Linked DNA regions of Homo sapiens: region 1 is linked to region 2. The links are chromatin loops, found by intact Hi-C in ENCODE. Cell type or tissue: OCI-LY7. All regions are shown on one strand. Each heading gives the region's core, and the rest is flanking DNA. Links, peaks and the distances in the headings are about the cores only.

Region 1 (12,014 bases), core at 4,015-12,014, 54 kb after region 2:
CACTCCAGCCTAGGCGACAGAGCAAGACTCTGTCTTAAAAAAAAAAAAGAGAAGAATATAAAGATGATAAAACACAATGTTCTAAAATTGGCTTTTTTTAGCAGCCTAGTGACCTGTTAAAACTTTTTATTATATCTTTTTATTCATGTCTTTATAGAGTGTCTACTAGTAATGTGGTAAGGACTGTTACAGGTCCTGGTTATATACTGATCAATACATAGAATTTAAAATCTAGTAGAGGGCCGGGCACGGTGGCTCACGCCCATAATCCCAACACTTTGGGAGGCTAAGGTGGGTGGATCACTTGAGGTCAGGAGTTCGAGACCAGCCTGGCCAACATGGGGAAACCCCGTCTCCACTGAAAATACAAAAATTAGCCAGGCATATAGTGGTACATGCCTGTAATCCCAGCTACTTGGAAGCTGAGGCATGAGAATTGGTTGAATCTGGGAGGTGGAGGTTGCAGTGAGCTGAGATAGCGCCACTGCACTGCAGCCCGGACGACAAAGCGGGACTCTGTCTCAAAAACAAAAACAAAAGAAACCTAGTAGAGAAGGCAGTTTTGTATACCTCTTTTCACTTGGTGTTACATTATGAGCATTTCTTGTTTTCTTAACACTTTTCTAACTATGGTTATACAACTGTTGTGTCATTTATTTAATCAATCCTCAGGTTTTCTGTTTTTTACAGTTGAGCTGTGCTCAATTTTTTACTAACCTAAAGCTTGTATTTGTGTGTAAATCTTGCCCACATCAATCTTTATTTCCTGAGACCAGAATCCTAGAATTAGAATTAATTAGGGTTCTTGATGTGCATTGCCAGATTGCTTTCCAGAAAGATATATTTTTAATAATGTAATATTTATAATATTTCAAATGACTTTAAAAACCATAAAAGATAAATACATTTTTTTAATTGAGAAATTCAGAAAAGAGAAAAATAAGAGGAAGAGAAATCTTCTGGGTTTCTAACATTTTAATATAAATGTTCTTTAGTTTTTCTTTCCTAAAAATATAGTTCTGGTCATAGAATACAGTAAATCTTTTGAAAAGAGTTTTTCATTACAATTCAATGGCTGCTAGCATGCAGAATTTGTTTCTAATCAGGTAGTTCAACTAATAGATCATAATAAACATTATAAAACATGATGCCAGAAATGAATTGTTCATATACATATCAACTTGAATGAATCTTGAGGGAATTATGCTGAGCGAAAAAATCTAATCCCAGAAGATTAATTCCATTTATATAATAGAAATGACAACAGGGCTGGGCTCTGTGGCTCACGCCTGTAATCCCAACACTTTGGGAGGCCAAGGAGGGTGGATCGCTTGAGCCCAGGAGTCCAAGACCAGCTTGAACAACATGGCGAAACCCCATCTCTGCAAAAAAATACAAAAATTTTCCTGGCATGGTGGGGTGCGTCTGTATTCCCAGCTACTCGGGAGGCTGAGGTGGGAGAATCGCTTCAGCCCAGAGGCAGAGGCTTCAGTGAGCCGTGATCACACCGCTGCATTCCAGTCTGGGTGACAGAGCAAGACTCTCAAAAAGAAAAAAAGTAAAATGACAAGAGTATGGAAATGGAGAATGGATTTGTGGTTAGAGATCGGGTTGAGGAGGAGGGGAAATAGCTGTAAAATAACAAAGTGAAGGGTTCCAGTGATGATGGATATATTCTGCATCTTCACAGTATCAATGTCAATATCATGGTTGTGATATCAGTATGCTATAGTTTTACAAGATGTTATCATTGAAGGAAGTTGGGTAAAGGGTACGTGGAACCGTTCTACTATTTCTTACAACTGCATGTGAATTCACAATTACCTCTAAATTTTAAATTCAATTTTAAAACTGTGAATTTAAAAATAAAAAAAAGACATCATTATGGGTTCCATTTCTATGGTACTCTAATAGTTTTTATGGAATGTGAATTAGATTTGTAAGGGACCTTAGCTCTTCTAGTTTAGTGACTTGTAACATATGGTCACTGGCCAATAGGGTCCTAAAGGTAAGAATAGAGGTTTATAATCCAGTTTAAATATTTTTAAGTATTGATATTTGTCCTAATAAAGCTATCCCAAAACCCCTCAATCTCAAATTCCTTTGCTTCTGTGTGAAATTACTTTACTTCCATTTGGTAATATCTTTTCTCACACTAATTATATCTTCTAGTTGACAATTTATTTGACTTGGGTTAATAAAAATTGAGAATATGAATTATTACTTATAAATGCTATTTTATTTGTAAATAATATCTTTCAAAATGTAGGTTCTCTAGAGAAAGAGCATCATAAATGTTGCACTTATGATGGCAAGAAAAGAAAGGAAGGGAGAGAGGGAGAAACATTGCCAGGCATTGCATTAAATACTTTTAGAATGCTTATTTTAACAATCGTGGGATGTATGTATTGTTATGTCTCTTTTAAAGATGGAAAAACAGGCTCAGAATGGTTAAATGAACTTGCTTAGAGTTACAAAACTAAGTACTAATTCCGTAATTCAAATCTACATCTTTCTGACTCCAAAACTAGTTTCCTTTCCTTCCTGCTTCCCACATCCTACCTAAAGCATGAATCTCTTCTACTGCATTCCAATAATTTATCCTCTAGAACAGGAACGTCTATTTTTTTTTCTTTTTTTTGAGATGGAATCTGGTTTTGTGCCCAGGCTGGTCTTGAAGTCCTGGGCTCAAGCAGTCCTCCTGCCTCAGCCTCCTGAGTAGCTGGGACTGTAGGTGTGAGCTGCCATGCCCAGCTAGGGATCTCTTAACTTCTAAAGTCATGCGCCCTATTAAGAAAAAAGTTTGATCACAGTTGTTCAATATATTTACATTTATTTATCAAATATTTATCAAATAAATGTAAATATTTATATATATATAGCTGTTACTAATATATGTCTTATAAAGCATACGAAAGAAGACATTTTAAATGTATGAGAAATATAATAGAAGTCCCAGGTGATCCTGTTAAATACTCCCTAGGACGTGGGTATCTCCATCCATGTGGATCTCCATCCACCATGGAGATCACTGATATAGACCAGTACTTCTTGAGACATAGTCTTTATCAGCACCTGGGATACTTTTTAAATGCAAACTACTGGGCTTTATCATGGATCCAACCAACCAGACTCTGGGATTAGGGCCCAGGAATCTGCATTCTTAGCCTTTCTACAGTTTGAGAACCATTAATGTATCTGTTTGAATAAGTGCATAACACTCTTTCATTATATTTGGGAATAACTACTACATTTTTTTGGCTAAACATCACTAATTGTTGAAGTTACCTCCTGCATGAGAATATCTAAACTTCCATCTCACCAGCTTTTTGTCTCAGCGTCTAGTTTGTTTGAGCCATACCTTTTTTCTATAACTAACTTTACCATTTCAAAGGGGTTTAACTTTTAATGGCATGGTGAGAGCATGAAGAACCTCAGCCCTCCAAGAGGGTGAATGTGCAAGATTTGGAGAGTATAGGAAATAACTCACTCTAAAATTGAAACCAGGAGAGTGGAAGAAAATTGAAGTAATGACCAGGCGCGGTGGCTCACACCTGTAATCCCAGCACTTTGGGAGGCCCTGGCGGGCGGATCACCTGAGGTCAGGAGATCGAGACCAGCCTGGCCAACATGGTGAAACCCTGTCTCTACTAAAAAATACAAAAAAAAAAAAATTAGCCAGGTGTGGTGACGAGCACCTGTAGTCCCAGCTACTTGGGAGGCTGAGGCGAAGAATTGCTTGAACCCAGGAGGTGGAGGTTGCAGTGAGCCAAGATCATGCCACTGCACTCCAGCCTGGGCAACAGAGCAAGACTCTGTCTCGAAAAAAAAAAAGAAGAAAAAGAAAAGAAAATAGAAGTAATTAACCATCTATGGAAATAACCCCAGAAAATGAGAAAGAAAAAAAATGGAAGTAATTAACCATCTATGGAAATAACCCCAGAAAATAAGTCACTATAAGAGAAGATTCATAAGTGTGTTGCTACAAAAATGGTGGGGAGTCTTCCAAAGCTTGGGCAGACCCAGATTTGCTCCCTAGAAGCATCTGAGAGAGGGATCAATTTATAGCTTAACCAATGTATCATCTAATGCATTTTAACTCCGAGTTAAGATAATGGTGAATGAGAAATGCCTTGATGTTGATAAATATTGGAGAAAATGCCAAAGAAGAATTCATGGTCTGCCTATTATTCTTAATGCTAGACAAGAAGAGGCTGCCATGATTCTAGGGGTCTCTTTTTTCCCTTTACTTAAAGCCTTATACAAGACAAAATAAAGAGCTGGGAAAGAGTGTGTCTAGAATTCAGTAGAATCCATTACTGCTGTGGATCAATATCCAAATATTTCTGAGTTTTTATCTGAAAAGAGCACTGGAGTTGACATCATAAGACCATTATTTGAGTAGGATCTGTTCTTTTTTCCTACTTTTATGACCTTGACCTTGGATCTACTCTTTTTTTTCTACTCAGGTCGGGTGGCATCTGTAAGTGTGTTTCCAAGGCTATAAAATGGGATGATAATATTTGCCATAAACCATTCATAGGGTTATTGAAAAGCTGGAATAAAATGTATTTTAAAAACCACAAAAAATTTAAAATGCTGCATGTGAAATAAGCATCAGAGTGGGTGGTTCTTGACAATAACTAAATTGGCTATTTCTTTTATTCTTTTAGCATGGATGTTTTTGGCAACCTCTTTCTTCACAGAGAGTCCAAATATACACTTCATGGCAAATTATATTTACCACATATTCTATGTGAAATAAAATACGAAACACAGAAAAAGTTCTAAGACTATACATGTTTGTTGCAGCATTATTTATATCTGAAAACAATATAAATCTCTAACAGTAAGAGAATGGTTACATGTATTTTAAATCACTCATAAAATGAAATTATGTAGCTGAGTAAATATGAAGCATTTATAATGATACTTCTATGTATATTAATGAAAAGCTTATAGTGATTTGTTTATATAATACTATTTCATATATGTGAAAATGCTTAGAAAAAATACATACCATTACACTGAAATATCACTTTTTTTCTGAGTGCTAAGAGTTTGTAAATTTTTTCTAAAATATGCATACATTTATCTTAAAAATTGCCACAGATTCTAAATAGATTAAGTTTTAGGGTGCAGCATAGCATTTGGAAAACTTAATTATGTTTAAACCAGAATCATTTAAAGTATGATTTTAAAATTTATATTATATGATAAGCATGTATAACTCTGGGTGTATATGAGAATATGTGGATTATATTTCCTCATTTGAGATGGAATGGCCTCATGCAACCATCATTTATAAATAGTAGAATTTTAAGTCTGCAAATGGTGAAAAAAGAGTGGCTTTCTTCAGTAGGATATTAAATATGATCTTTGTTCTCTCTGCTTCAGGTGCTGATAGTCTGCAGCACAGGTTTAGCTGGGATTATGCTGCTCAACTACCAGCAGGACTACACAGTATGGGTGCTGCCTCTGATCATCGTCTGCCTCTTTGCTTTCCTAGTCGCTCATTGCTTCCTGTCTATTTATGAAATGGTAGTGGATGTATTATTCTTGTGTTTTGCCATTGATACAAAATACAATGATGGGAGCCCTGGCAGAGAATTCTATATGGATAAAGTGCTGATGGTAAGTACTTCAAATGCCGTTTCCTATTTTAGGGATAAAAATACCAATAAAAATATTTTGTAAAACATTCTCTATATTTAATTCACACTATATGCAACTGAGTAATTTAGAATTAACCCCATAGCACTGACTCATAAATGAGGTTAATCTAGGGTAAGTCAGGGAGGACGGCTTCTTGGCATGGACAAGATCATTTCAGATCCACCTAGCTAGAGCAGTACTGGTTAATAGTCCTAAGTTCACCCTATTCTTGCTGCCCCTCTCTCTGTAGTTAGATAGATTTGAATTGACTTTTTAAACTAGCTTCTAGCCTTTTCCTGAAATGGGGCTCAAAGACAAAATATCCTGTTTCCCAGGTCCTAGTGCCTACCTGTCTTTCTCTATCCACCACTGCCCCAAACATTACTGCTGTCAACCCTGGTTAAAACTCATTATCTTAAATATGGTAGGCCAAATTGAAAGCATTTTGTGATGAATACCGATAACAGACCCATGACTGGTAGAGTGTATAGTTATTTATTAGTCAAGATCTGAACCTTTACACAGATATATGCAGATTTTTCATATTAGAACCTCAATTAAATTTCTTTAAAATTTTGAAAACCTTATTAAATGGTTTAAGTACTGTTATAATCAGTGTTAAATGTTACCAAAGTAAAGATGCTTTCTAAATAATAGTAGTTTGCTATTAAGCTGTGAAATATTTCTATCTCAAAATGGGTAATATTGAATACTAAGCATTATACATTGAAATAACAAGTCATTTTCCAGGAGCATATTTTATCCAGTTAAATCTAAAATAAGTGTATTAATAAATAAGCTAGATTTTTTTTTTTTTCTTTTTGAGACGGAGTCTTGCTTTGTCACCCAGACTGCAGTGCAGTGGCATGGTCTTGGCTCTGCAACCTCTACCTCCCAGGTTCAAGCAGTTCTCCCTCAGCCTCCCAAATAGCTGGGATTACATGCATGTGCCACCACTCCTGGCTAATTTTTGTATTTTTAGTAGAGATGGGGTTTTACCATGTTGGCCAGGCCGGTCTTGAACTCCTGTCCTCAGGTGATCTGCCTGCCTCGGCCTTCCAAAATGCTGGGATTACAGGTGTGAGCCTCCATGCCCAGCCTAGATTTTTTTTTTCTTTTCAATAGCAAGAATTCCAAATGATTTAGCTGACCTATTTGGCACTGATTTTCTCTTTTTCTGGCAACATCAGCTAAATTCTGGACATTTTCTTAATGTCTAAACTAATTCTAACTGGTTATTTTCTTAATGGAATTTGATCATGATTATTGTATCTCTTTTGTGACTAAAGCATTTAGAAGAGTGTTACTGTTTTTTAAGTCACTGATCAAAAGCAGAGTAAAAAATAACTGTTTTCCACCCTTCAGTTTTCTCTGTAGGAATGGTGAGGATATTTAATGAAGAAGTTCCCCGTAAACGTTGACAGAATAGAAATGTTCCCTTTGGGCACATTCCCATTTCGACTACTACTAACCATAGGTTCTGGTTGATACACCCTGTCTTCCTGCTTCATGAAGTAATGTCATGGTCAGATTGACACTTTTTTTAAAAAGAGTAGTTTGTTTATGGTTTGGTTAAGAAAAAAAGCATTATGTGCTTAGCAGTATCAATGTGTTCTTTTACCTTCTATGGTTATTTAAAAGTGGAGGCTTATGGAGTAACGTGTTCTTGTTGTTTCATTTAACCTTGATATAGAAAAAAACAACAACAACAAATAAAATGATATTCTGAGTATGAGAAAATAGCCTCTTAAAAATGTTAGGTATTTTCTCTTCCAGGTAGAACTAACATTATCTCTTGGAGCCTTAGTAAGATTGTCACAATGAATGGATGGAAAGAAGATTTTTTTAATCAGCGAATTGCAGAGTCCATTTCTACAAATTTAGCAACTCTCATGTGTGATACTAAACATTATTTATTGCTATGTTTTTAAGCCATCCATTTACCAAGATTGAGTCAAAAATGTAGATGTTCTTTAGAATTCATCTACTAACAAATCTGAAAGGACCCAAGAATTTATTCAATATGGTCCATATTTTGCAGGAGTTTGTGGAAAACAGTAGGAAAGCAATGAAAGAAGCTGGTAAGGGAGGCGTCGCTGATTCCAGAGAGCTAAAGCCGATGGTAGGTGGAGATGAGGAGGTGGCCGCCCTCCAAGAATTTCACTTTCACTTCCTCTCTCTCTCTGTCTTCACTGACTGCACTTCTTCAGGAGAAGCTTTTGTTATCTGTATCACGCAGGACATGCTGCTCTTTCTGTTTGTGTGCTTACCCATCACTTGGATGGCAGAATTCTTGTCACAACTGAGACCACCTTCTATAAAAGTAAGCTGAAAGGAACAGCATCCTCGTCAGTGCTCGGCAGGGGCGGGTAGGGGATGATGGTTTTTTCCCTAAGGTAAAACTGCTGTTGCTCTTGTTTCCTTTTTAACTGTCAGTGTTTGGCTTTCATCAGACTGAACATTTTGGTGTACACTTGAACTGACGGTTTGATTTTTATCATTTTGGAAGGTGATCATAGCAATTCCTTTCAACTTGCTAAAATTCATACTCCCCCTTTTAAAAGTATGGTTCTGCTTACATTGCTGTCCTTTTCCCTTGGCTGACTTTTTCTTCTGTTGCCTAGGTTGTACTTTCTTTGTTTCTTAAGCTATTTTTCAGTAGCAAACAAGGCTGTTTTCATCAATACCCACATTCCCACTCAGTAAGACAATCTAGTCTTCTCCCAGTTTAATTGTGAGATGGATAAATTATTTCTGGTAGTTGATATTATATATGTATATGTACACAAATATATCTCTCTACTCCACTTTTATTTGAAAAAAGCAGCTTAATGAGTGTAAGAGAACCTTGAGCTGCTTTTCACATGGATATTGTCACTATAGCATAGAAACAGATGCCTCTATCATATATTGGTCTAATTACTTCCTAATTTAAACACGTATTTTTTTAAATAGCATGTTTATTTTCAAATATTATATAATTGTCTGCATCCTTAAATAATTTTAAACAATGTGTCCCCTGACTGCATATAATGTTCAAAAGTGTGAGGTAAGGACTTTCCTTTCTGTCTTCTTTACACTTTAGTAAATGATTTGATTTATAGCAAGTTTGTCCAACTTGCTGCCTGTGGGCCGCATATGGCTTAGGAAGGCTTTCAACACAAATTCGTAAACTTTATTAAAACATGAGATTTTTTGCCTTTTTTTTTTTAAGCCCATCAGCTATCCTTAATGTATTTTATATGTGGCCCAAGACAATTCTTCTTCCAGGATGGCCTGGGGAAGCCAAAAGATTGGATACCCCTGATTTGTAGGTTTTCAACTTTAAAATATATGCTATAAAATAAGTTCATTTAAGTAGGCTAGGCATGGTGGCTCATGTCTGTAATCCTAGCACTTTGGGAGGCCGAGGCAGGTGGATTGCCTGAGCTCAGCAGTTTGAGACCAGCCTGGGCAAAACGGTGAAACCCTGTCTCTACTAAAATACCAAAAAAAAAAAAAAAAAAAAATTAGCTGGGCATGGCGGCGTGTGCCTATAATCCGAGTTACTTGGGAGGCTGAAGCAGGAGAATTGCTTGAACCTGGGAGGCAGAGGTTGCAGTGAGCCAAGATGGCGCCATTGCATTCCAGCCTGGGCGACAGAGCGAGACTCCATCTCAAAAAAAAAAAAAAAAAAAAAAATATATATATATATGATATAAAATAAGCTCATTTAATTAAGAGTAAAGGAAATAGGTTTATTTTTGGAGGGAGGCAGGGAGGCTATATGTATATTCAAACTAATCGCATATTCAACCTAAGTTAAAGCCTCAATAAAATATTTAGATATAAAACCTTTCCTCTGTAACCCTTTCCAGTGCCTATTTTGGTGTTACTCTTACTTAATAGCATGAATAATTATAAAATCAAATTTAAATGTTTAGAATCCCAGAGCACAGATCACTCTAGTACCCACATAGCTCTGAATTTTAAGTTTGCATCACCTAGACATGATTGCTTGGGCAGATGGAGGCACACCAGTAATCTTCCCATCAGGTTCCATGCCTGCCCTCCACACCTTTCTGTATCCCTCTTATTTCACAAAAGCTGAGGAGGGCAGCAGTGGAGATTCTGCCAACCCTATGGCAACATGGAGAAATGAGGAAGGCTTCCTTCCTTCTACTGCTTGGAGGTCCTAATTGTTCAGCAAATCGATTCTAAGCCCAAAACTTAACAAGACATATGAAATCTTAAAATATAAACCAAGCTTTTCCCCCTTTTCTGTCTTTCTAGTGATTGAAGCTTTCATTACATCATTCAGTAATAAGCATTTAAAGAAAGGGAGAAATATTTCGAGGTTGAAGACTAGGTAATGTGGCCATGAGTTGGCACAGATTTCTATAGTATTCTTTAATGAATGGTAGATGAATTGTAGTAGATCAGAATGCAAGTATACTTTCCTTACCTAAACTCCTAATTTATAGGTAATAATCCTGGGAGAATTGCCCAGGTTATGTGGCATTCTACCAGATGCCAAATATTTTAGAAAGAGTTGTTTCCTATTAGTATTTTCAGTTTTGAAATAGTGTCCCTTACTTCAAACAATGCATTAAAATCTTTATTTAATTTTTGCTTTCATTTTATGCTGTTCATCAGTTCATTGCTTGCAGATTAATGGCAAAAACCCTCTGCTGCATCCCAAAATACATCTTCTATGTGCATTGTTCTGGTGCTTTGGACATTGTAGCATTGGGTCCCTAAGAATGATGTTTTAAATGGTTAAAAAGTTCCCAGAAGACAAGTGTGAAATGCTGCTCACAGAGTAGTTTTATTTTTTCAGCACCTTAGTACCTTCTTTATTTCTCTTCCATAGTATGCATGATTAGAGTTGGCCCCTACTAACACCATTCCTTTGCATGTGTTTCTAAAAAAGTATTTCAGAAATTTCTACTGAAAGTTTGGGGATTGATAGAATTTAGGATTGCTTATTTGTATTTGCTTGATATAATTCACATATTGTTGCTGTAGATGAAAGTTCTATAAAAGAGCATCATGCCTATTTTGCATTAGCTCTAGAAACATTGCTGCTGTTTGAATTCACTATCTTCCTCCCTCCTCAATGAGATATTTTAATTTAGGCTTCATTTTTAGCCTATAAAATAATGTTCAGTAAAATGAGGTTTTATATTTTCCTTTTGACAGCAGATCATTGAACTAAACATGAGAACTTCCGGTTTTGTTCTTGAACTTTTCCCTGAGAGAGGCTCGCTAGTTAAGGAAACTTTAAAGATTTATGAATTTTTTTATGATTCTCTGAAAGTGATTTTGGAAAAATGTACCAAAAGTGATGAAGAGGTTTAGGAAAGAGATTTTCTGACTGTCTGCTTGCTATCATATAGGAAAGAACTTAAAGAGAAAAGGGAGGAAAAATCCTAGACACTGTAGGAACATGGGCCAGAGAAGTATGCTCTGTGTATCTCAGAGATGATCCTGGATAAAGTGTGACTTTCAACATTCATAAGAATTTCAGCTCCAGGAATTCAGGGGAGAAGGATTCTCAGTCCATTTTGCTGTCTTGCTGTTTGTGACCATGTGTATATTTGTAACATCATTCATGATCTCCTTTTAATGGTAATTGTCTAAGATTATACTCTGTATGACTTTGTTTTCTAGGCTTCGGGAGCAAGTTCTGCTTGAACCTAGCCGACGGTTATGGAAACCCATTGACATTCCAAAACAATATATACACATAACTATGTATTTGTGTGTGTGGGTGTGTGTATATATGTATATGTATGTGTGTATATATGTATATGTATATACACACACACACATAAATCAGCCAAAATCAGAGAAAAGGAACAGGGATTTAATACCTTTTTTATGCTTATTTTTGTCAAACATGTACTCCTTTCATACGGGTGGCTTTTACAAGGCAACTTCCGTCATTTAATGTTTTCAACTGTAATTGTCTTAATGGAAATGTTAAAATTCATATCTGATTAACATTTTTAATAACTTAGAGGAGATTTTAACTTTATTTAAAAATAGGTAAAATTATTGTACCTAATTATGTCTAAAGTTTATTCAGGGGTAATTTCCCTGATGTCTGTATAAAATCAAGATCTTATTTTACTGATGCATAAGTCCTAGTGGGTCAAGACTAGGCATATGCTTTCAGATAAATAAGGAATTACTCCAATCAGTTTTCCCCAATCAAAGAAGCCATGTCATTTTACTTTTAGAAACATACAATTGGGCCCAATATGGGAATTTTCATAATAGTTCATACATTTGTCAGCCAACATTAAAAGGTAACCAACTCCTCAGGTATTTGTAGTTTACCCTAACGCTTCTTTAAAAGAAAGTAGGTAAAAAAA
Region 2 (12,301 bases), core at 2,943-10,942:
CCACTAGAATAATTATAATAAAAAGGCAGTTACAGATGTTGGTGAGAATGTGGAGAAATTGGAGCCCTCATACGTTGCTGCTGGGAATGTAAAATATGATAGCTGCTCTTGTAAACAATCTGACAGTCCATCAAAATATCAAACATAGAGTTACCATATGATCCAGCAATTCCACTCCTTCGTATCTACCCAAGAGAACTAAAAACAGATGTCCCCACAAAGACTTGTACATGAACATTCATAGCAGCTGCAGCATCTAATAGCCAAAAACAGAAAACAGCACAAATGTACATCAACTGATGACAGGATAAACAAAATGTGGTATATCCACACAATGAAAAGTTATTCAGCCATTAAAAGGAATGAAGTGCTTATATATGCCATGGCATGGATGAACCTTGAAAGTGTTACACTACATAAAAGAAGCCAGCCACATATGGTACAATTCTCTTTATATGAAATGTATAGAATAGACAAATGTATAGAGACATAAGGTAGATTAGTAGTTGCCTAGGGCTGGGGAGTAGTTGGACATGGAAGGATGATGTATTCACTCGTTTTCTGTTGCCTACAGCAGAATACCTGCAACTGGGTAATTTATAAAGAAAAAGGAATGTATTTCTTATAATTATGGAGGTTGAGAAGTCCAAGATGGAGGTTCTACATCTCATGAGAGCCTTTTGCTGGTGGGGACTCTGTGCAGAGTCCTGAGATAGCTCAGGGTATCACATGATGAGGGGTCGAGTGTGCTGATATGCTAGCTCACATCTCTCTTCTTACAAAGCCACCAATTCCCCTCCCATGATAATTCATTAATCCATTAACAAGGGAGGAACTCTCATAATCCAATCACCTCTTAAAGGCACCACCTCTCAATACTGCCACACTGGGGATTAAATTTCAACATGAGTTTTGGAGGGGACAAATATTTATACCATAACAGATGAGGAGTAATTCTAATGGATAGGAGGTTTCTTTTGGGGGTGACAAAAGGTTCTAAAATTAGATTGTAGTAATGAGATGAACAACTCCGTCAAATATACTTAAAACATTGAATTGCACAGTTTACACAGGTGAATTTTATGGTATGTTAATTATATTTCAGAAAAGCTGATAAACTAAAAAGAAAATGAAATTTCTGGCCATTGGCCCATGACACATATTATTTCTCAGTATGAGTGCTGAAACAAGTTGATTTAGGAGTGTTCTTTCAATTTATTGGACTAAGTAGAAAATTGTTTTTTTATGTGAAATGTTCTTTTTTAAGAGACCAGGCAGGTCTTGCTTTGTCACCTAGGTTGGAGTGCAGTGGTACCACCTTGGTTCACTGCAGCCTCAACCTCTTGGGCTTGAGTAATCCTCCCAGCTCAGCCTCCCAAGCAGCTGGGACTACAGGCGTGTGTCACCACATCTGGCTAATTTTTGTATTTTTTGTAGGGATGGGGTCTGGCTGTGTTGCCCAGGCTAGTCTCAAATTCCTGGCCTCAAGTGATCCTCCTGCCCTTGTCTCCCAAAGTACTGGGATTACAGACAAGAGCTAATGCACCCAGCTAAAGTTGTTTTAATTTACTTTCTTGCCTCAGTTTATTATAAGTAATATCATTTGCTATAAGTGACTCTTGGTTGCCATTCTGACAATTATGTCTCCCTCCATGGTACATGGATAAGCAGGAGACAGGCATTGTAGCTAAAGAGGGGAGTCTTCCCCCGTGCTTTTCCAGTTCCATGCCTTTGCTTTGCAATGTTAGTATCTTCTTTGGCTCTTTCGTCATCTTGCTTTTTACTCTTACGAGGCCTTTGACAATCTATTCGAAACTATGAAGTATAAAATCTGTCTTCAGAAAAATACATATGGATTTGCACATCAGATTTTGCTTATGATTTCTGGAGGCTCACAGATTTCACCCAGGTTAAGAATCTTAACCCTACACACTGACTTTGGTGATCTCATGCACTCCCAGGGGAAAGCTACCATTTATATATGCCGATTATTCCAAAATCACTGTCGCCTGTCCAGATTTCTCTGCTAGAATCCTACAGCCAACTGTATAGGTCCATTTGGACACTTCATAGGTGTCTCCAACTTAAATTCTCTGCAGTTGGAACGTCATCCTTGTCCTTCGGTACTCTGCTCCTCCTCCTGAGTCCCCTATCTTACAGAATTGAGCAGGATTCCAAACCAGAATGTCCTAACCGTTTAGTCTGAGATGCTAAGCATTATGTTTAATTTTTTTCCTTTCCACCTATGTATAATCAGTCATAAAGTTTTCTTCATTGTGTCTAAACTTTTGAAATCTCCTTTTTATTCACATTCCCACCCTAGTTCAAGTCATCATTTCTTGGTAGAAATTTAGTAGCCTCCTGGCCAGTCTCTTTTCTCTTGCTTGCCTCTGACTCATTCTGCACCTTGCAGCTGGTGAGCTCCCAGTGGCTTCCCAGTGTCTTTAAGATGAACTCCAGACTTTCTAACATCTTTTTTTTTGAGACTGAGTCTCACTCTGTCACCCAGGCTGGAGTACAGTGGTGCAATCTCAACTCACTGCAACCTCCACTTCCCAGGTTCAAGCAATTCTCCTGCCTCAGCCTCCCAAGTAGCTGGGATTACAGGCGCACACCACCACACCTGGCTAATTTCTGTATTTTTAGTAGAGACAGGGTTTCACCATGTTGGCCAGGCTGGTCTTGAACTCCTGACCTCAAGTGATCTGCCCACCTCGGCCTCCCAAAGTGCTGGGATTTACAGGCGTACCATTTATAAGGCCCTGCATGATCTAGCATCAGCTTGCCTGTCCAGCCGTCTATGAACCATCCTGACCATTTTCTTGTTTTCAGCTGTGCCATGCTCCCTTTAACCTTTTTGCCTTTGCCTGCTCTGTTCCTGCGCTGTTCCTACCCCCTTTCATCCACACTGGTTAACTCTTACTCATTCTTTAGGTCCCAGCTTTAGATATCCCTTCCTCAGGACACCTATCCTGATTTTCCATTAATGGGGTACGTTTGATGCCTCCTCTATAATCCTGTTTTCCCTGCTCTAGCACTAGCACACTGTTTGTAATTGTCTTCTTACTCTCTGGATTGTGAACACTAAGAAGGGAGACACTTAGTTGTGTGGTCTTATTTATCATCGTATCTTTAGTACTTATTTAGGCCTACACCTGGCAGAATAGGTGTTTGATAAAATTCTTTTGAATAAACGAGAGTATTTCTCTGTTCCTGAAATATCTTCTTCCTTACCTTCACTCCCCTCTGGCCCCACTTAGCAAAATCTTATATAATTACCATCTGTTTATTAATTTGGGAAATATGCAGCTTCTTCTTTATTCCAGGCATCATTTTAGGCACTAAGGATGTAGGGATGAATTAAGCAGTCAAATATCTCTGCCCTGTTGGAGCTGATATTCTACTAGTGGTGGTGGTGGAAAATAAACAGATAAATAAGTAAAATACACAGTGTGTGAACGAGTGTAAGTCTGAGGAGAAACAAAGCAGGAAAGATGAAGGCACATCAGAGTGGAAAGTTGGCGTTTTAGACAGGCTGGCCAGCAAAGGCTTCACTGAGAAGATGTCTTTTGAGTGAAGACTTCAAAGGAGGGAAGGAGCTAGCTCTGTTGCTCTCTAGAAAAAGAACATTCCAGGCAGATAGGCAGTGCAGCAGCCCCACGGTGAGAGTGTGCCAGGTTGCTTGAGGAACAGAAAGGAGACCAGTGGGAGACCAGGCGAAGGTGAGGTTAGAGAGGTGCACATTCTCTGAGTATTGCTGTCTTAGTCTGATCCTTGGGCTTCCTCTGCAGTTTAAAGTTATTTTCAGCTCTCAGTGCTGTGAATTACCAGAAAGGGCCATGAAAGTTTCTCTTCTTAGCAGTTGCCTGTAAATGAAGGTCTACAGAAGTGCTGGCGGAGGAGGCTGCCATGCTGTTTAGAATTCAATTGTCTCTTTGGGGGTTGGTGAGATGGATCCTTAGGTTTTAGTTTTAACAAATGGCACCTCTTCCTTAGGAGATTTTTGCCTCTTCCTAGTTAGGATTGAGGAAGCAGTGGGGAAAGGCACACCCCTGTCAGCAACCTCATGGGTTGGGTTTCTTGGGTTTCACCAACTCTGGTGTGCTGGCCCCATAGTTCTTTCCTAGTATAACAGGGCTCTCCTGGGGGCATTTGGGTCCCACCCCAGATTAGATGACTGGACTTGCCTTGCTGGTACCCCAACACCAGCCCCTCTGGAAATAAGAGGCCTCCTCTGGGCAGAATTCCGCTGTGGGTGGAGTACAGATCTGCGGGGCTCTCTGTAGCCTATGTTTAGCAATAGCAAGCCTCCGCTAGGCTGTCATGGTTTTCAGTTTGGTATGATTCACTCACGGCAACACTCTCTGTGGAAAGGGGCTATAAATTGTAAATTGATATGAGGTAATAATTGGGAAAATGATCAGACTCCATTTTTATTCCCCTCTGGGGAAGACACATATCAGGAATCACTAAAGCAGAAGGTGACAGAGGGATTTTTCAGCCTGCTTTCCAGCTTTAGTGCTGCAGTGCTTCCATCCTGATTGGAGAGGAGAGCAGCCAAATTCGGCAGGAGGCAGCCAAATTCGGCAGGAGGCGGCCAGCAGATCTAGTATCTGCTTGCCACCTTTTGCTCCAAAAAGTCTTGTCACAGAGTTGCCATGGCAGCAGGAGGCAATTTAATGGCAAAGGCTCATCTCTGGATCAGCGCTGCTGTTCCCCAGCCATTCCCTCTCTAGCCTTCAATTCGAGGGGCTGGCCATACCAGGGTATCACTGTTCCGTGGCCATTTGAGTACGTGTTGCCTAATGGAAGAGCTGTAAGATCTTCCAGATTCTAAGGACGGCTACATTTTCTATCCCCTGCTTCTCCTTGGTGCATAGCTCTTTGATACCCCATCCTATAGTCGACTTTATCAGATTATTTGCAGTTCCTTAAATATGCTCTTTCATGATTCTGTGCTTTTAGACATGCAGTTTTCTCTGCCTAGAGTGCTCCCTTCCCCATCTGTCTGGAAAATTCCTACTCAATTTCAAAATATGGCTTAGATACTGCCTCCTCCTCCTTAATGGTTTCTCTAACCCCTTATCCTCCATGCAGAATTACACAATTTCCACTGACATCTCAGCCTTGCCTCCTATCACATGGTTTTTAAATGACTGTATATATTTTTGTGTGTTCTTCTCTAGACTGTAACTTACTTGCATTCAAGAACTATATTTTATGAATTTGGTATCCAAAGGGTCTGGCCCAGGAGTATACACCTAGTAATGTTTGTTATAAATGAAGTTTTTCTTATCCTATTTAATTCCTGTCACGTGAGTGTTGCATACCACATAGAGTACAGCCCTATATCATGTACAGGTAGGGCTTTGTCTGTCAGGGATCCCAGAAGATTAGGGATCTCCAGGGATCCCAGAAGATTGCACTGATTTAATCAACTGACTTGCTGGTCTGTAACTCACTTTCCTTTGCATTTATTCTCACTTTACAGTTTGAACTGGAAAGTTAGGTTAGTCACCCAGCTTGCCAGTCAGTTCCATCATTTGTTGAATTAGGATGTTGTGAGGCTAAAGCCTGTAATGCTTTGTGACTCAAAGTAAATTATTGGTGAATCTTATTTTCTTTACCTTCTCCTATCTTCAGTAAAGAAAGTAAAAGCAAAACAGAAGTTTAAACCAGTTTTAAACCTTCTATGGCATCATATCATTCATTTTAATCTTGCTCTGAGTGCAGCTTTAAAAGTCACTTCTTTTCTGACTCTTATCCTTTTTCCTGAGTTTCAGTGATATAATGTCCCACCTTTGTCTCGTTTCCCTGTTTTCATCTTTGGTGCATCTGTCCTCCTCGTTCACCTTGTAGACAGAGCATTTTATTCAGACATCTCTCCTTTTCCTGCCTGTTGGGATAATTTGTTATTGTATCTCAAAAATATCCATTTAAAAATAAACCTTTTCCTCTTCCTCAGATAATTTCTGGAAACCACCCCAACTGTAATAAATACACATTTACATGCCTTACCAGCTGTCCTCTGTAATGTTTGCTTTGCAGTTTGGTCTGAGCATTTTTCTCCATTCCCATCTACCTTTTAAGTTCAAAGCTTACTTAGGCTGTTTTGCAATTCCCTTTGCAAATGCATTTCTGTATCATCTGATCATGCTATGTGCATATTGTATATGCCAATGCCTGCAGGTGTCTAGGCTGTTTTGTTTATAGAGTATTTTTCTGTTACTGCTTCTTGTCTTTCATTCTCACTTTTGGTATTTTATTTATTCCTGTTCCTCTAAAGGATATGAAACTTAAAGCTGTATTTAAGTTATTAATAAGCTTAGTAAAAGATTCACTGAGGATAACAACGACAAACTTGCTCTTAACTTAGGTTTATGGATTATCTGTGACATGGGCTCTCCACCTTGGAGATGGCATAGGGAAGGGGGAGGTATGGAGGCCAAGGCACATAATCAGAGTTGGCCTGAGAAGCTTTTTCAAAATGTATGTGCTGCATCTCTTTCCTGATCCTTGCCCTGTTGGGAGTGAAAGTAGGTGGATACTGCGTGTTACCCTCTCAGCTGAAATACTCATCTGTAGTTTTCAGTTACAATAATCTGGTTTGTCAATACCATGCTTATTACGATTATTTGTTTCATTGTCTAAAAATAAAACTATCAGTTCATTTTGTTTAAAGTGAAAACTGAAAAACTAATGTAAGCATTTATTTACCTGGTTAAGGACATTTTCCAATCAAAAGGCAAGAAAGTGCAGTTTTAATAAATCATAAATTGGTTTGATACAAGCACTTGGCCTCCTATAAATATTCAGTTAAATATGAATTAGTTAAAGTATAATTACTTTTAAGCATGTTGCCATGGATTGGATGAACTTCAGAATGCTGGAAACAGAATATTCAAAGTTAATAGAGAACAGTTAAATTTACTAATGATATTTGTAGGAAATATTTTGGAATAGTGCAGAATGGAAACAGTGAAACTCAGAATCAGAGGTACTATGTTTGAATTCATGCTTTGGCACCTACTAGCTCTCTTGGGCCTGGTGGTTAGGCCTCAAGGCCTCAGTTTTAACATCTTTGGAATAGTTATGGCCCCTACCTCACAGAGTTGTTGCAAAGATCAAATAAGTTCTTGAATGTGACAGTGACTAACACCTACACACCCAACAAATGTTAATAGAATCTGAACCTAAGGTCAAGGTCTGTATGTTATTTTTAACTTCATGTGTGTGCATTTGAATATGTGAAAGGCATAGAGAATTAAGCTTAATATCTTTTCTTTTCCTTCTTTGTTTCTTTTTTTTTTTTTTTTTTTGAGACACAGTCTCGCTCTGTTGCCCAGGCTGGAGTGCGGTGGTGCGACCTCGGCTCACTGCAATCTCCGCCTCCTGGGTTCAAGCGATTCTCCTGCCTCAGCCTCCCAAGTAGCTGGAATTACAGGTGCCTGCCACCACACTCAGCTAATTTTTGTGTTTTTGGTAGAGATGGGGTTTCACCATGTTGTCCAGGCTTGTCTCCAACTCCTGACCTTAAGCGATCTGCCCACCTTGGCCTCCCAAAGTGCTGGGTTTACAGGCTTGAGCCACTGCACCTGGCCAGCTTAATATATTCTTAGACTATGGAAGGCAGGTAAGATACAGAGTGTAAACATGTGATGTATGTGAGTGTGTATTTCTTGAAGATGTGTATTTCTTATTCAAATAAGTTTTTAGATCTTTTCAAACCATATACACAGGCTGAAAAATGTGCAGTGTTAATTTCACAGTGTTGTAGTCATGGTAGCATTCTTCTCACCCTCCTGTTCTTGTTTTCTTTGTGCTGGATCTGTTTTGGGGGCCTACTTGGTTCTCAAGGGTAATGACCTTACCCTTAGTCATGAATACTCCTACACAGATTTTTTTTTCCTAAATGAAAACCGAATGTTAGTATTGTATCCCTGTTTTATGCCCATATAAGAAAGGGTTGAGTTTAGTTCCTTACTATGAAATGTAAGATGTATGGAAAGCAAATAGTATTCTTAATGGTAATGACACGAATCACTGAGTGCATACTATGTTAGGTGCTTTATATATATTATTGATCACATTACAACAAACTATAAAATCGGTGATATGTAATTTTTCAGATAAGGAAACTGAGGCTCAGAAGGATAAATATATTTTCCAAGGTCAGAGAACTATTAAGAGAGAACCAGAAAGCAAGTTCACATTGGTCTGACTAAAGCAAGGGATAAGGTTGCTGCCCAGTCACTAGCATAAATCAAAGGAATATGTTTTAAGGTATAAAAGAAGTTAGAAATATAATAGGGATACTTTTGCCCTTGGAGGAGGCTGAAGCCTACAGGACAGACAGTGTATCTATTCTCAAGAGGTTGTCATTGATCCAGCCTAGGCCCAGCAGCAAGGCCCTGGCAGCTTCTGGCTTTTTTTTCCTTTTCCCTAAGCTTCTTTTTCTACTGTGATGTGATTTCCCCAGATGGTTCTCAAGGCATTGCTCATCACTTAGAACTGTGTACTCAATGCCTCTCTCCCATCCCAGTTCCACTGCCCACCTCCCACCCCATAGAGAAACACACAACAGAATTACTGTGAGAGTTAAATGAGTTAATACATGTAAAGTGTTTAATACGGTGTCTGATAAATAGTAAGTACTCAATAAAATTGGCTATCATTTTTAAAAGTCTTTATCATTAAGTATTATTAGGCCAGGCACAGTGGCTTATCATACCTGTAATCCCAGCACTTTGGGAGGCCAAGGCGGGTGGATCACCTGAGGTCAGGAGTTCAAGACCAGCCTGGCCAACATGGTGAAACCCCGTTTCTACTAAAAATACAAAAATTAGCCGGGTGTGGTAGTAGGTGCCTGTAATTCCAGCTACTCAGGAGGCTGAGGCAGGAGAATCGTTTGAACCTCAAAGGCTGAGGTTGCAGTCAGCTGAGACCATGCCATTGCACTCCAGCCTGTGCAACAGGGCAGAACTCCATCTCAAAAAAAAAAAAAGAAGTATTCTTAGTAGTGATGGTGGTGGTGATGGCAATGGTAGCAGTGATAGTGGTGGTGGTGGTGGTAGCAGTAGTGGTTGATTCAAAGGTTTTGTGACACATTTCTCAAGGACCTGATTGTTCCCTGTCCAGAATCTGTCTTTGTGCAATTCATTATACAGGGTCAAAGGCATAGACATGCTTAGTCAGACGCCCAGGATAGAAGAAGGGAGAATTAGTAAGAGAATGCTTGTTTCTACTCAGAAGTTGCCAGAAACAATTCTCTGTATGCCCTGCTTCCTTGTTATCAGCCATGGAAACAGTCCACAAAACCTACTTCTAAACCTCATCTTTCTGCCTGGCTTTTTTTCTTTCCTTCTATCTGCATAGATAGAACATTAATGGGTTTGGAGTCACTGATAGGGTCACACACACATTTTTTTTTTTTTTTCGTTTGGTAAGTTATACCTGACCTTCATGCCGGGTTCCCAGTCCCCTTGCTGCGCTGAAGTGTGCAGTGTTACTTGATCTGCAAAGGCCTCTGTAGTAGCCCCCTTTTTTTTCCTACTTATTTTTTTTTCCTTTATAGTTTCCATTTTAGCATATGTATTGACTTTACCTTTTCTGCTTTTCAGTTTGTTCTCCTAATTTTTATATTAGGTTATATTTCCTGTTCCAGATTTGAAACCACATTTTGCATAGCAACAGAGTTTAACTGTGTGAAAGGCTATTGACAGATGCATGATTTTATAAAACTTCCTATGGACTCAGTGGAATTGAACCCTGGCTGGAGATTCATTTTAGGTGGAAGCATTCCTTCTTGTACTCCCTTCCTTGATCCGTGTTATTGCACTTAGCTTATCTCAATTGAGAATGTTTAGCCCTTACTTTCTCTTTGAGCAAATGTTAGCATCTACAATCTTTATCATCTCATCTACTTTATAACATTAAAAATACATGCTTTGGCGTGCTTTCTAATTAATCTTCCCTTTTCTAAAATACAAGTATACAGGATGTAAAGGGTATAATTTCAGATTTGGGGATTATTTTATCTATCTGTAATGGACAGTATTTAAACTATTAATAAACAATATTTACTGCCGTTATATCAGTTCAAAAGTAATTGGCATTCTTTCTAAAGATGCGGATTCTGAAAGGTAAAATAAATTAAAAATCACTTTATTTTAACACCCAGCGATGACTGTAGTTGAAATGTTGGTGTATTTCCCTCTGGTCCCCATTTAACTTTGTATATTCAGTTGTATATATTCATTGATATCTATAATATATATTCATTTTTGGAATTATATAATTCTGTTCATATGAATTATATATAATGAATGAATTACATTTATTAACTAAAGTTTACAGTTTATATATAAACTGTTATTCATGCTGTATTATATAGCAGTATTATGATATTCCAATAATTTTTTTTGGTACAAGTTTGACAAAATAAGAAAAAATTAATGATTTGAAGAAAACTAAAATAGATGATTTCTGATTATGAAATATGCATGTGCACAATACAAACATTTAAATATTAGAAAAATAGATCATGAAAATTATAAGTCCTACAATTCCCCTATTCCCACTGTTAGTCTGTTAATAAGCAATTTTTTTAAAATGTATTTATGATGAGATTTTTATCGTGGAGGAATGTGGAATAGATGTTCTTTGCTCTAGGCTTAGTCAAATATGCAGGGACCCACAATGTGTTTTGTGAAGTAATATCTCAGTTTTTTTCTCCATGCTTTAGGTATGTATTCTTTTTGGATCCATGCAACCTGGACTTGATAAACCGGAAGATTAAGTCTGTAGCACTGTGTGTAGCAGCGTGTCCAAGGCAAGAACTGAAAACTCTGAGTGATGTTCAGAAGTTTGCAGAGATAAATGGTGAGACATTAGGCCATCCAAATCTATGTCCTGTCACCTTGTTCTCTTTGTTAAATATAAATTTGCCCTAGTGTTAAATAAATTATCAAGGAACCTTAGATAATTGAAGTAATTTTGGACTTCCTTGCTAAAAAATATTATAGTCACCCAGGGAGCTTGTTAAACTCCAGATTCCTGGGCCCCTCCCTGGGCAAAATTCTGACTGAGTGGGTCTTTGTGCTCTGGAAGTTAGTATTTTTAAAATAAATATCTCAGGTGACTTTGATGTAGTCTATCGAGTATTTGGAAATTACTAAACCACTCTATGTAAAATTTATTTCTTGTTCCCCCTTCCCAAGTATTGGTTAAAAGTATTTCAATTCACATATATAAAAATTGAAATAAGTTTTATATGTTGAAACAATATATATACATACATATGTGTGTGTGTGTGCATGTGTGTGTGTGTGTGTGTGTGTGTGTGTATCTCCCTGGTTAGCAATGTAACATATGCATATTATAGGAAATTTGGAAAGTTCAGAAAAAATAAGAAGTAGAAATTTAAATTCTAGCATCAGTACTTTTTCAATGAGTCGGTGTGTATATAGTTTTGTGTTCTGCTTTTTAAATTTAACGTTCTGTCATAGCTCTTTTTCTGATAATAATTGTGAGCAACTTTGAGGCTAAAGATAGAGGAATTAGCTGAGAAAACTAACATAGTTTCCTGAAATCTAGCTCTGTTCTCTGAGGCATTTTATCTCTAGTACCATCCTCAGGTCCACATGGCTTGCCTCAGTTCTCTTCAGAGAATCGTTTTTTTAACCACCCTTTGTAGAGGCCTATCTTTTTGAATTTCCTTGAGGTTTCATGCTTGTATTTTGTGTGTAGGAATCCTCAGAGCTGCCTTGATCCTGCCCAGATCCACAGGCTAGTGCTGGTTGCTTGGAACAAGGAACGACCCAGGTATCCAGTGGGTACAACTTCTAGCTGGGTGGACAGACAGCATGGAACCATAGCTCTACACACACTAGCATGGCTCCAGTGTCTTCCAGTTGGGGATGCTAGCCTTCTGAAGGCAGGAGGACTGCAGCCTCCCAGGCTGGCAGTATCCCTGTTCCGTTGTTCCATGCCCTCAGCATAGGATAACATGGGTTGATTTGGGTCTGGATTCCAGTGCTGACTGTCACTGACTGGCTCTGTAATGAGGGTAAAGGGTAAAAGTTCTCTGAGCCTAGGTTTCCTCATCTGAAAAAATGTGGATTAAAAATAATACTCCCTCATAAGTTGTTATGAAGATTAAATAAGATGATGTATGAAGAATACTGGACACTTGGTAGGTACTTGAATAAAGAAGTGCCAACCACTCTTCACGATCTCATTTTTTATTCCCATATTGTATCCCCACATGTGTTGTTGCTGAGCCTCATACCAGCCTCAACAT

Evidence for each region. A loop is a pair of places that touch in the nucleus more often than their neighbours do. Peaks named below come from ENCODE experiments on the same cell type or tissue, not always from the same donor. Only the 100,000 strongest peaks of a DNase experiment are listed, where the experiment ranks them.
Region 1: a loop joins it to region 2, with 1.9 times the contacts of the local background. A loop is called at or near these places in 3 of 110 quality-filtered maps.

The regions. Positions count from the first base shown.
Region 1 is chr9:105,377,726-105,389,739 of GRCh38, forward strand. SLC44A1 (solute carrier family 44 member 1) reads left to right here. Exons shown (of 16, transcript NM_080546.5): 14 at 5,398-5,634; 15 at 7,697-7,777; 16 at 11,308-12,014. The coding sequence ends at 11,331. Among named protein-coding and RNA genes, the nearest start is that of FSD1L, 64 kb to the right of the region's middle. In OCI-LY7, for the core only: no CTCF peak of the experiment used is centred there; a DNase peak (open chromatin) is centred at 7,856; H3K4me3 peaks cover 784 bases; H3K27ac peaks cover 565 bases.
Region 2 is chr9:105,324,819-105,337,119 of GRCh38, forward strand. It overlaps SLC44A1 (solute carrier family 44 member 1), which reads left to right. Exons shown (of 16, transcript NM_080546.5): 4 at 10,745-10,881. Among named protein-coding and RNA genes, the nearest start is that of SLC44A1, 86 kb to the left of the region's middle. In OCI-LY7, for the core only: no CTCF peak of the experiment used is centred there; a DNase peak (open chromatin) is centred at 6,143; H3K4me3 peaks cover 1,178 bases; H3K27ac peaks cover 2,219 bases.